Regions from separate parts of the Homo sapiens genome. Here region 1 is linked to region 2. Evidence: read pairs that join two places in POLR2A ChIA-PET (ENCODE). Cell type or tissue: PC-9. All regions are shown on one strand. Region 1 overlaps DLD (dihydrolipoamide dehydrogenase). Region 2 overlaps COG5 (component of oligomeric golgi complex 5).

Region 1 (5,000 bases), 400 kb after region 2:
ACATATCAGTGATTAAAAGTATATGCTCAAAAATACATATACTTAAAATCTAAAATATTTAATTCAGTTTTATTGTCATTAAAAGGGTTTTTGGAGAATTATAGCAGTAATATATGTTATAAATATATATGCTCATGTAAGAGTGAGAAAAGAATATAAAATATGGCAAAAATTGAATTTTATAAAAACTTTCCTAGAAGAAGGATTGGGAGGACCTATAAACAGTTCTCTCTGGGCTGTATGGCAATGTGGATGGGTTGTTTTTTTTTTAATTTTGCTTTAGTGTATTTAAATTTATTCAGTAAACCTAAATTTTTAATCAGAAAAGACATTAAAAATTCAGCAAAGAAACCTGTTTTGTAGCTTGTATTTACATTACTCTGAAATTAAAAATTAGAACCCATTTAAGGGATGTTGTGTAGATCGTCATTTGGTTCAAGATTTGAAAATAAAAATACATTTTATTAGATACTTAATTCTGAACCGAAATCAGTGAACCAAGCAGGGTGGCTAAAAAGCACAGATGGATCAGTAAAAATTGAAGCAATTTTTCATGTATTGAAATGACTATACATATTTTTTCATGTATTATCTCAATTATCATCTGCTATAACCAAAGAGAATCTAGTATTTTCATTTATTCAACAGGAGGGATTCTTAGATTTTGTGGATAATTGGGCTGAGTAACTTAGTTATCCACCAACACAGAGGTTCTGTGATTCTGTTCAGGCCAGCAAAGGTTTTTTGAATGATCCTACTCTAGGGATGTGTGTTTTTGGGGAGAGGGGGTGATGCAAATTAAAATAGTCTTCTTTGTAGGTCAGAATATAGCTACTATGTATAGAATACTTATTATGTATGCTATAGGTACTATGCTAAATTATTTACATACATTATTTTATTCTGTTATCACCCTATGAAGTAGGTTTTTTTTGTGGTCTTTCTTTTGCCAGGTATGGAAACAAAGATGAAGCAGGTTAAATTACTCACCTAAGGTCACATAGGTAGTGATTATAAAGCTTGATTATTGCTCTCTGGAATTTTAGTTTATGATGGTTAAAACTGAGGAATGGAATAGTATTGAATAATGGAAAGACCACCGGAAGTAGAGTCAAAAAGCTTAGTTTGTCTCTGCAACTCACTTGCTGGTTAACCTTAGACAAGTTAATTGACCTCTCTGAACTTCTTGTTTATTCTGTGAAATGTCTTATTTATGACATCTTTATCTTCCTCATAGGAAATTCTGAGACTCAAACATGATAATATATGTGAATATGTGTTATGAATTGCTAAATGCTAGACTAGTTGGGGTTGTCAGGACAGTGGAAGGGGAAGAAAAGGGAGACTGTTTCCTAACTCTTAACAGTCACTGTTACTTTATTTGAAGTTGGATTGAGAAGAATGGGAGTAATTGGACTTACTTGCACATTTGTATTACAATTGTTAAACTCCTAAGGATACTGATCAAAATTAATTTTCAATTTTTTATCTTTATTTGAAAAATGGCCACAATAGTTAATTGAATATTCTGGTTAGCCTATTATCTTAAGGTATGTAAAAATTATCAATATGCAAGTACAAAACATATTTGTTAAATATTACATAGAAGCTGTTTTTTCCCTCATATTTCAGAAGTTAAGGACCTGAAAAAGGTAATAGGTCTTAAATTTATTGGAAATACTAAAGCATTATATAAAATTATCTTATTTAATTCTAACATCAATCATTGAAGGCAGTGTTTTCATCCCCATATTACAGAAAGGTTAAGTCATTGGGTCAAGTTCATACAACTACTCATTGGCCGTGCTGAGATATGAAGCCCAGAATGTCAGATTCCAAAGCTCAGGCTCTTTGCTTCATACATACTTGTCTTCCAGTATCACTAAATTCCGTCAGTTATTAAATCAATAGAATTTAGGAAGGTCAGTGAATACAATGTGAGTGTTACAGAACTCAGTTGTGTTTCTGTATGTTGTAATGAATAGAAAATAATAGAAAATGAAATTTGAGTATTTATGCCATTTTTCAGTAGCATCAAAGAGCATCAAGTAGTAGTAATAAAATAGTGCAGAAACTATGTAGAAAATGCTGATTTGTACTGTAAGAGGTTTAAGTATCGGGTTATTTGTTTGCTCTTCCAAAGAGCTCTTTTTGGTAAATATTAAGCAATTTACTATTTTATATCAATTTGCTTTTATCGTAGTTGATGCTGATGTAACAGTTATAGGTTCTGGTCCTGGAGGATATGTTGCTGCTATTAAAGCTGCCCAGTTAGGCTTCAAGGTAAGGTTTGAACTCAAACTAAGTATTGATTTATTTTAATTTGGGAAGGGTTGATCATATTTATAAAGTACTTTGCAGGCAAAAACATGGTAAATACTTCCTTAACTCTATAAATTACTTGTAAGCCTGAGACTAATAAAGATTAGGTTCATTTGGTTGTAGTATTCTCTTGGAATGGAAAGTGAAATCTATTAGTTTTCTTCTCTTCCCAGTACTTTTCATTTTGGCATCTAATCACACTTTGGAAGATACAGTGATAGAACTAAAAGCATATATTTGGTAATGTTAAGCACACAAAAATATCTTTTAGAATAATTCACTTTTGGGTCAGCCCAAAAGTGTTTATTATTATTCAAATGATAAATTATAAAGGACTATATATTTTAGTCTGTGAAAACATAGCCCGAATAGCTTGTTTTGTAGAAGAATTAAGACATATATTTGGAATTTTAGTGATCTGAAACATTGAGGTTATGTGCAGTTAAATAATGTTTTCTTTGGTTGTAGACAGTCTGCATTGAGAAAAATGAAACACTTGGTGGAACATGCTTGAATGTTGGTTGTATTCCTTCTAAGGTGAGCATGTGTTTTGTACAGCACAGAGATTGTTTTTGGCTAGCAACCAACTAGAAGGATGGATTGAGACTAGATTAGACAAATACACTTGTTAAAAAACAATCCAAGTTGTGGCACATTTCACACAGAGAAAAAAAAGAATGATAAAAAACACACTTCTCTTTTGTAAAACTTAAAGAGTGCTGTCACTAGTCTGCCACACATTCCTGAAATAACTTCCTTGTCTCAGAATGCCTAGCTTTCCATTCAAACAGACTCTGATGTTCTAGTTTTTTCTCTTTATCTTTCCTTCACCAGTGTAACAGATAATAGATAGTAAATTGTTCTTTTAGGTCCTTTTTGTATGTAAACATGACTGCCTTTTTCACCTGCCACCCTGAAGTGTGTACTTATGCCTTTACTTTTAAAGAAAGTAAAAATGTCTTTTTCATTCTTGTTTGTTGAATGTTTTTCACATCATTATTGTTTGTCTTTGATTAATAAGAGAAACTGAATTGGTGTAGTGCCATATACTATTCCATGTAGAGAATGCCATGTCTTTTTTTTAACTTCTTTTTAAATTTTTATTGTAAATTGACAAATTACAATTGTATATATTTATGGCATACAAAGTGGTGTTATGATTTATGACTATAATGTGGAATAATTTAGTCAAGTTAATTAACATATTCATTACCACAGTACTTATCATTTTTGTGATGAGAACATTTGAAAGAGAATATCGGCCGGGCGCGGTGGCTCACGTCTGTAATCCCAGCACTTTGGGAGGCCGAGGCGGGTGGATCACCTGAGGCTGGGAGTTTGGGACCAGCCTGACCAACATGGAGAAACCCCATCTCTACTAAAAATACAAAATTAGCCAGGCGTGGTGATGCATGCCTGTAATCCCAGGGACAATTGCTTGAGCCCGGGAGGCGGAGGTTGCGGTGAGCTGAGATGGCGCCATTGCACTCCAGCTTGGGCAATAAGAACGAAACTCCGTCTCAAAAAATGAAAAGAAAGACTATCATTTCATAAGTGCTTTTTGATTATTTGAAGTCTGTTTATGAATATTTGATAATTTGATCTTTTTAATTTCCTTTAGGCTTTATTGAACAACTCTCATTATTACCATATGGCCCATGGAAAAGATTTTGCATCTAGAGGAATTGAAAGTAAGTATACTTTTCATGCTTAATGATATTACCAGACTGCTTGACTTGGCTCTTCTGTCTAAAGACTTAAATGTGTCTAACGTACGCATAATAGATGTTTAGTGAAGGAAGAGTAAAATAAATAATCTAAAAAATGTGGAGAGATTTACTTAAAAAAGAAGGCCTAAATCCAGATTTCTCCCAGCCAAGTATAACCAAGCCTAACCCTGCAAATCCAGATTTCTACCATTATATCTTCTGTTCCTTTGCCAACTTTTTCCTGAGGTTTGCCTTTATGTGTTTTTGAAGAGTCAGTTTTCATTTCCTAAAATCTGGAAATCACTGAGAAGGCTGGATTCCTGAGTACTATGGGGAGATAGAGGAAGGAAGGAAGGCCCACTTAAGCTGTTGATAGTAGAAAAATTAGAGGAGAGAAAGAGTGAGGCATAGCGGAAAAGGAAGAGGACATTTCATAACGTATCTTGTCTCCTGACATACTTTTTGAGCTGTTTTAATCTTTTGTCTCCAATTATTGTTGTTGTTAGATACTTCCAGAAAGGTAGTCTCTTCTGGGCAGGACCTAGTCATAACCTTGGGTTGTTACTTTTCCTTCATTTGTTTCTTTACAGAGGTAGGTTTGAGGGGCTACTTAAGGCAATCCATTGGGTATAGAGATGATGTATATGCACTAAAGCAAATAGAATATCATACTAGTTGAAAAATGGAATGACGTAAAGAAAGAAGAGCTAGGGGTAGTCAGGAGACCTGCATTGTAGGCAAGGCTTTTACATCCTAGCTCTGTGACCTTGGGTAAATCAGAAATCTCTCAGAGTCTCTTTTTCCTTATCTCTAATATATGTGTTGGTTATATGAGGTACTTTCTAAGATACCCTTCTTACCTCTAAAGTTTAATTGAGTTGAGCATTTTTATCTAATACTGTTGCTTCAGAGTTCTCTTCTGAGTTGAATGAGTGATTAAAACCTAGGTGATTAAACTTTTTAATGTTA
Region 2 (5,000 bases):
ATCAAATCTAGGAGTCTTCTGGAGCAGTCTTTATTTAGGGTTTTTCATGTATACAATCACATCATCAGTGAACAGTGATAGTTTGACTTTCTTTTTCCAATTTGGAAGCCCTTTACTTCCTTCTCTTCCCTGATTGCTCTGACTAGGACTAGGACTTCCAGTACTATGTTGAATAGAAGTGATCAAAGTGGGCATCCTTGTCTTGTTCCAGTTCTCAGGGGGAAGGCTTTCAACTTTTCCCCGTTCAGTATGATGTCGGCTGTGGGTTTGTCATATATGGCTTTTATTAATTTGAAGGAAATCCCTTCTATGCCTAGTTTGTTGAGGGTTTTTTATCATAAAAGGATGCTGGATTTTACCGGATGCTTTTTCTGCATCTATTGAGATGATCATATAGTTTTTATTTATAATTCTGTTTATGTGATATATCACATTTATTGATTTGCATATGTTAAATCATCCCTGCATCCCTGAAATAAAACCCCTCGATCACCATGCATTATCTTTTTGATGTGATGTTGGATTTGGTTAGTTAGTATTTTGTTGAAAATTTTTGCATCAATGTTCATCAGGGATATTGCTCTGTAGTTTTCTTTTTTTGTTATGTCCTTTCTGAGTTTTGGTATCAGGGTAATACCGGCTTCAAAGAATGATTCAGAGAGAATTCCCTCTTTCTCAATCTTTTGCAATAGTTGCAGTAAGATTGATACCAGTTCATCTTTGAATATCTGGTAGAATTCAGCTGTGAATCTATCTAGCCCTGGGCTTTTTCTTTGTTGGCAATTTTTTTTATTACTGATTTAATCTTGCTGCTTGTTATTGGTCTGCTCAGGGTTTCTATTTCTTCCGGATTTAATCTAGGAGGGTTGTATGTTTCCAGGAATTTATCCATTTCCTCGAGGTTTTCTAGTTGATATGCATAGGGGTGTTAATAGTAGTCTCAAATGATCTATTGCGTTCTGTGGCATTGGTTGTAATGTCTCCAGTTTCATTTCTAATTGAGCTTATTTGAATCTTCTTTTTTTTCTTGGTTCATCTAGCTTAATGGTCTATCCATTTTGTTTATCTCTCAAAGAGAGAATTCAGTTCTTGGTGCTTTCAGGGGTGGAAACTCTGAGTTCCTTGGTTATTAAGAGTCTTTGTATGATAGCTTTCTCTGCTGCTGGTTGTAGTAGCAATATGTTGGTCATGTGAGCAAGTTCACTGTCTCCCATAGGGTTGAAATGGTAGAGGTCTCTTGACGCTTAATCTCATTCCCCTGTGATGTGCACTTTTTTATTTATTTTTTCCCCAGTATTTTATTTACTGGATTGAATATTTTAGGCTTCAGGCCAATACAGGAGGTGTCCACAGGTAAAAACCAGCTTTGGCTAAAGCAGGTGGGTAAATGCAATACCCAATGGTGGGGAAAGGTCCCAGCCTTGACAGAGGTGGCCGAGGAAGCTCTCAGTGAAACACACTGAGGTCTTACCAGAGGGAGGGACTGGAGCCACCTTAGCTCCCTTGTCAGGCTGGCAGAAAATTCATCTGCAGGAATGTTGATGTTTCAAGTGGAGAGGAATTGTGCCTCTGCCTCTCATGCAATCCTGCACTTGGAAAGTGCTCCTCCTGTGGGGATGCAGTCACCCTGAAGTGTTTCAGAGAGGTTGTCTATAGGTATACCCATGCCAAGCTCCCATGGGAAAAGCCCCACCTGTGTCTGCAGTGGTGAATGAGGGGGAAAAGAAGTCATCTTCTCCAAGGCTATTCACAAGCACCAGGACTGCCTGACTGTTGGGGCAGAGCTGCAGACTTTCCTTGCTGAGCCCAGCATGGCAACTGTATTTCTCCTGAAAGAAACTTCCCACCAGTGGAAAGATCTGGGACTCAAGGCCTCCCGCCTGGGTTCTTTTGTGCCATGGGTGGTCCCTTGATGTGGTACACTCTCCCTTCCCCTAGAAACAGGTGTCCCTAAGGGCAAGAATACTGTGAATGCTGTTGTTCCTCTGGGTCTAGATGCCCAGTGTGGCTGCCATACTCTAGGCTGCTGCTTGGAATGCCTGCAAGGAATCCAGAGATATGGCCTGTCCTCAAGTCTCCCAGCAGTGGGTACCAGTACCAGCTCTGATGGGGGTGGCAGGAAAGTGACACAGACTGTGAGATTCCTTGGTTATGGATAGTCTTAATGTGTTGGCTTTCTGAAATGATGGTTGTAGTAGTAATGAAAAGGTTATGTGGACAGACTCAGGACCTCCTGGTTGGCCAGGGTAGTAGAGGCAATGGTGACAGGTAAGGTCATGCACAAGTTTTCTCCTTCCTGGGTGCAGTATTATTCTACCTGGAGATGATGTAATGGACTGTGTTAGTTGGCCTCCAGCCAGGAAATGATGTGTGCAAAAGAGCACCAGCTGCAGTAGTTAACAGTGGTATTTGTGTTGGTCTTATGTTACCCAGGGGCAGTGCTTTGGTTTCTCAGGAATGGGCAGGGCCATAAAGCTCCCAAAAGTTTCTGTCCTTTGTGTTAAACTACCAGGGTGGCTGGAGGGGTAAAGCCAGGTGGGGGCTGGGGTCAGGCAGGTCCCTGCTCTGACTCTCCACAAGTGGGGCAAGCAGCAGCCCCTGGGCAGGAGTTTGAGGGAGGTTTCTCTGGCACTGGGGTAATGTTCCAGAGAGGTGTATTAACTGTCTCTGCTGCACAGAGAATTGTATGTAGGGAGTGGGAAGTAACAGGTGATAGTAAACCCCACCCAGCTCACCCAGCTCCCCGCATACTTCGCAAGGCAGATCTCACACCCACAGTTTCCCAGTAGCAGCATCCAGCTAAGTTCTAGACCTTCTACTCAAAACTGCCCCAAGCCATATGCCTTCCCTGCGGGAAAACAGGAACCACAGGTTTCAGGCCACGCCCCTCCCAGTTGGCTCACACAGCTGGGGCACCCAGCTCCCTAGCTTGTGGCTACAGGACACTTGCCACTCACCCTCTGGTTCTGGCCTAGGAAATTCTTCCTCATTCGAGGTTATCATGAAATTCAGTTGGGAGGTTCTTTCAACCTGTGACTGCTTCCTGAGTTAGCTGGCGGACTTCCATGAGATACACTGTGAGGCAGAATAATGAATGGCTCCCCTTGGTCTACTCTGCAGACTGGGAAAGCACGCAAGGCTGCTCCCACTGCCGTTCCTACTTTTATATATGTCACCACTTCCTAAATCAGTTCCAGTGTTGAGTAGGATAAAGGTCTTCCCCTGTGGGTTGGATTGTCAGGTTCCCCTGTAGGGGTGTGTATCCTGGAGGCAGTCTCTTCCACTCTCACCCTCTGGGGACTTACAGTTTTTCACCTGGCTCACAGTATAGGCTGTAGCCTGCAGCTTCTTTCAAAGCTCATGGTTTATTTTCAACCTTTCCTATCAATGAACAATTTTAATAGCCTTGAAATAAAACTTCCTTTTCTTTTCTTTTTTTTTTTTTTTTGAGATGGAGTCTCGCTGTCACCCAGGCTGGAGTGCAGTGGTGCAATCTCCGCTCACTGCAAGCTCTGCCTCCCGGGTTCACACCATTCTCCTGCCTCAGCCTCCCGAGTAGCTGGGACTACAGGCACCCACCACCATGCCCAGCTAATTTTTTGTATTTTTTTTTTTTTTTTTTTAGTAGACACAGGGTTTCACCATATTAGCCACGATGGTCTTGATCTCCAGACCTCGTGATCCACCCGCCTCAGCCTCCCGAAGTGCTGGATTACAGGCATGAACGACCACACCCGGCCGAAATAAAACTTTCTAAAATCTTCACCAACTGCAACATATTATAGACATCTCAAAAAACATTAATTACTTCAGTAATTAATGGGTCCCTATTGTATGGCAAGGTTATATAAATCATACTTTCATCTATACATAAGTGAGAAACGTTTGCCTATAAGTATTGTTTTATCAGATTAAGAAATATCATAGCTACAATAAGAACATCAGTGGATGAAACAAGTTTAAACTACCCCTCTCTTCCACAATAAATGTATCATAATGCTTCTATGACGTATTTGGTTTTAAGAATATTCTCTCATGGGGTGGGTGGAGCTAAGATGGCTGAACAGGAACAGCTCCCAGCGTGAGCGACGCAGAAGACGGGTGATTTCTGCATTTCCATCTGAGGTATCGCGTTCATCTCACTAGAGAGTGCCAGACAGTGGGTGCAAGACAGTGGGTGCAACGCACCATGCACGAGCCGAAGCAGGGCGAGGCATTGCCTCACTCGGGAAGAGCAAGGGGTCAGGGAGTTCCCTTTCCTAGTCAAAGAAAGGGGTGACAGAAGGCACCTGGAAAATCGGGTAACTCCCACCCTAATACTGCACTTTTCCAATGGGCTTAAAAAAACGGCACACCAGGGGATTATATCCCGCACCTGGCTCGGAGGGTCCTATGCCCACAGAGTCTCGCTGATTGCTAGCACAGCAGTCTGAGATCAAACTGCAAGGCAGCAGCAAGGCTGGGGGAGGGGCGCCTGCCATTGCCCAGGCTTGATTAGGTAAACAAAGCAGCCCCGAAGCTCCAACTGGGTGGAGCCCACCACAGCTCAAGGAGGCCTGCCTGCCTCTGTAGGCTCCACCTCTGGGGGCAGGGCACAGACAAACAAAAAGACAGCAGTAACCTCTGCAGACTTAAAGGTCCCTGTCTGACAGCTTTGAAGAGAGTAGTGGTTCTTCCACTACGCAGCTGGAGATCTGAGAATGGGCAGACTGCCTCCTCAAGTGGGTCCGTGACCCCCGAGCAGCCTAACTGGGAGGCACCCCCCAGTAGGGGCACACTGACACCTTACACGGCCGGGTACTCCTCTGAGACAAAACTTCCAGAGGAACGATCAGGCAGCAGCATTTGCGGTTCACCAACATCCACTGTTCTACAGCCACCGCTGTTCTGCAGCCACCGCTGCTGATACCCAGGCAAACAGGGTCTGGAGTGGACCTCTAGCAAACTCCAACAGACCTGTAGCAGAGGGTCCTGTCTGTTAAAAGGAAAACTACCAAACA

What was found. ChIA-PET counts read pairs that join two places held together with the same protein. Peaks named below come from ENCODE experiments on the same cell type or tissue, not always from the same donor. Only the 100,000 strongest peaks of a DNase experiment are listed, where the experiment ranks them.
Region 1: POLR2A ChIA-PET joins it to region 2 with 7 read pairs; 1 of 35 experiments calls an interaction of 5 or more read pairs at or near these places.

The regions. Positions count from the first base shown.
Region 1 is chr7:107,899,535-107,904,534 of GRCh38, forward strand. It overlaps DLD (dihydrolipoamide dehydrogenase), which reads left to right. Exons shown (of 14, transcript NM_000108.5): 3 at 2,204-2,283; 4 at 2,791-2,859; 5 at 3,944-4,013. Among named protein-coding and RNA genes, the nearest start is that of DLD, 11 kb to the left of the region's middle. In PC-9, no CTCF peak of the experiment used is centred here; a DNase peak (open chromatin) is centred at 3,047; H3K27ac peaks cover 639 bases.
Region 2 is chr7:107,503,866-107,508,865 of GRCh38, forward strand. The region is part of intron 6 of COG5 (component of oligomeric golgi complex 5); the gene reads right to left. Among named protein-coding and RNA genes, the nearest start is that of GPR22, 36 kb to the left of the region's middle. RefSeq lists enhancers at 4,079-4,580, 4,581-5,000. In PC-9, no CTCF peak of the experiment used is centred here; DNase peaks (open chromatin) are centred at 2,386 and 2,876; H3K4me3 peaks cover 1,363 bases; H3K27ac peaks cover 2,779 bases.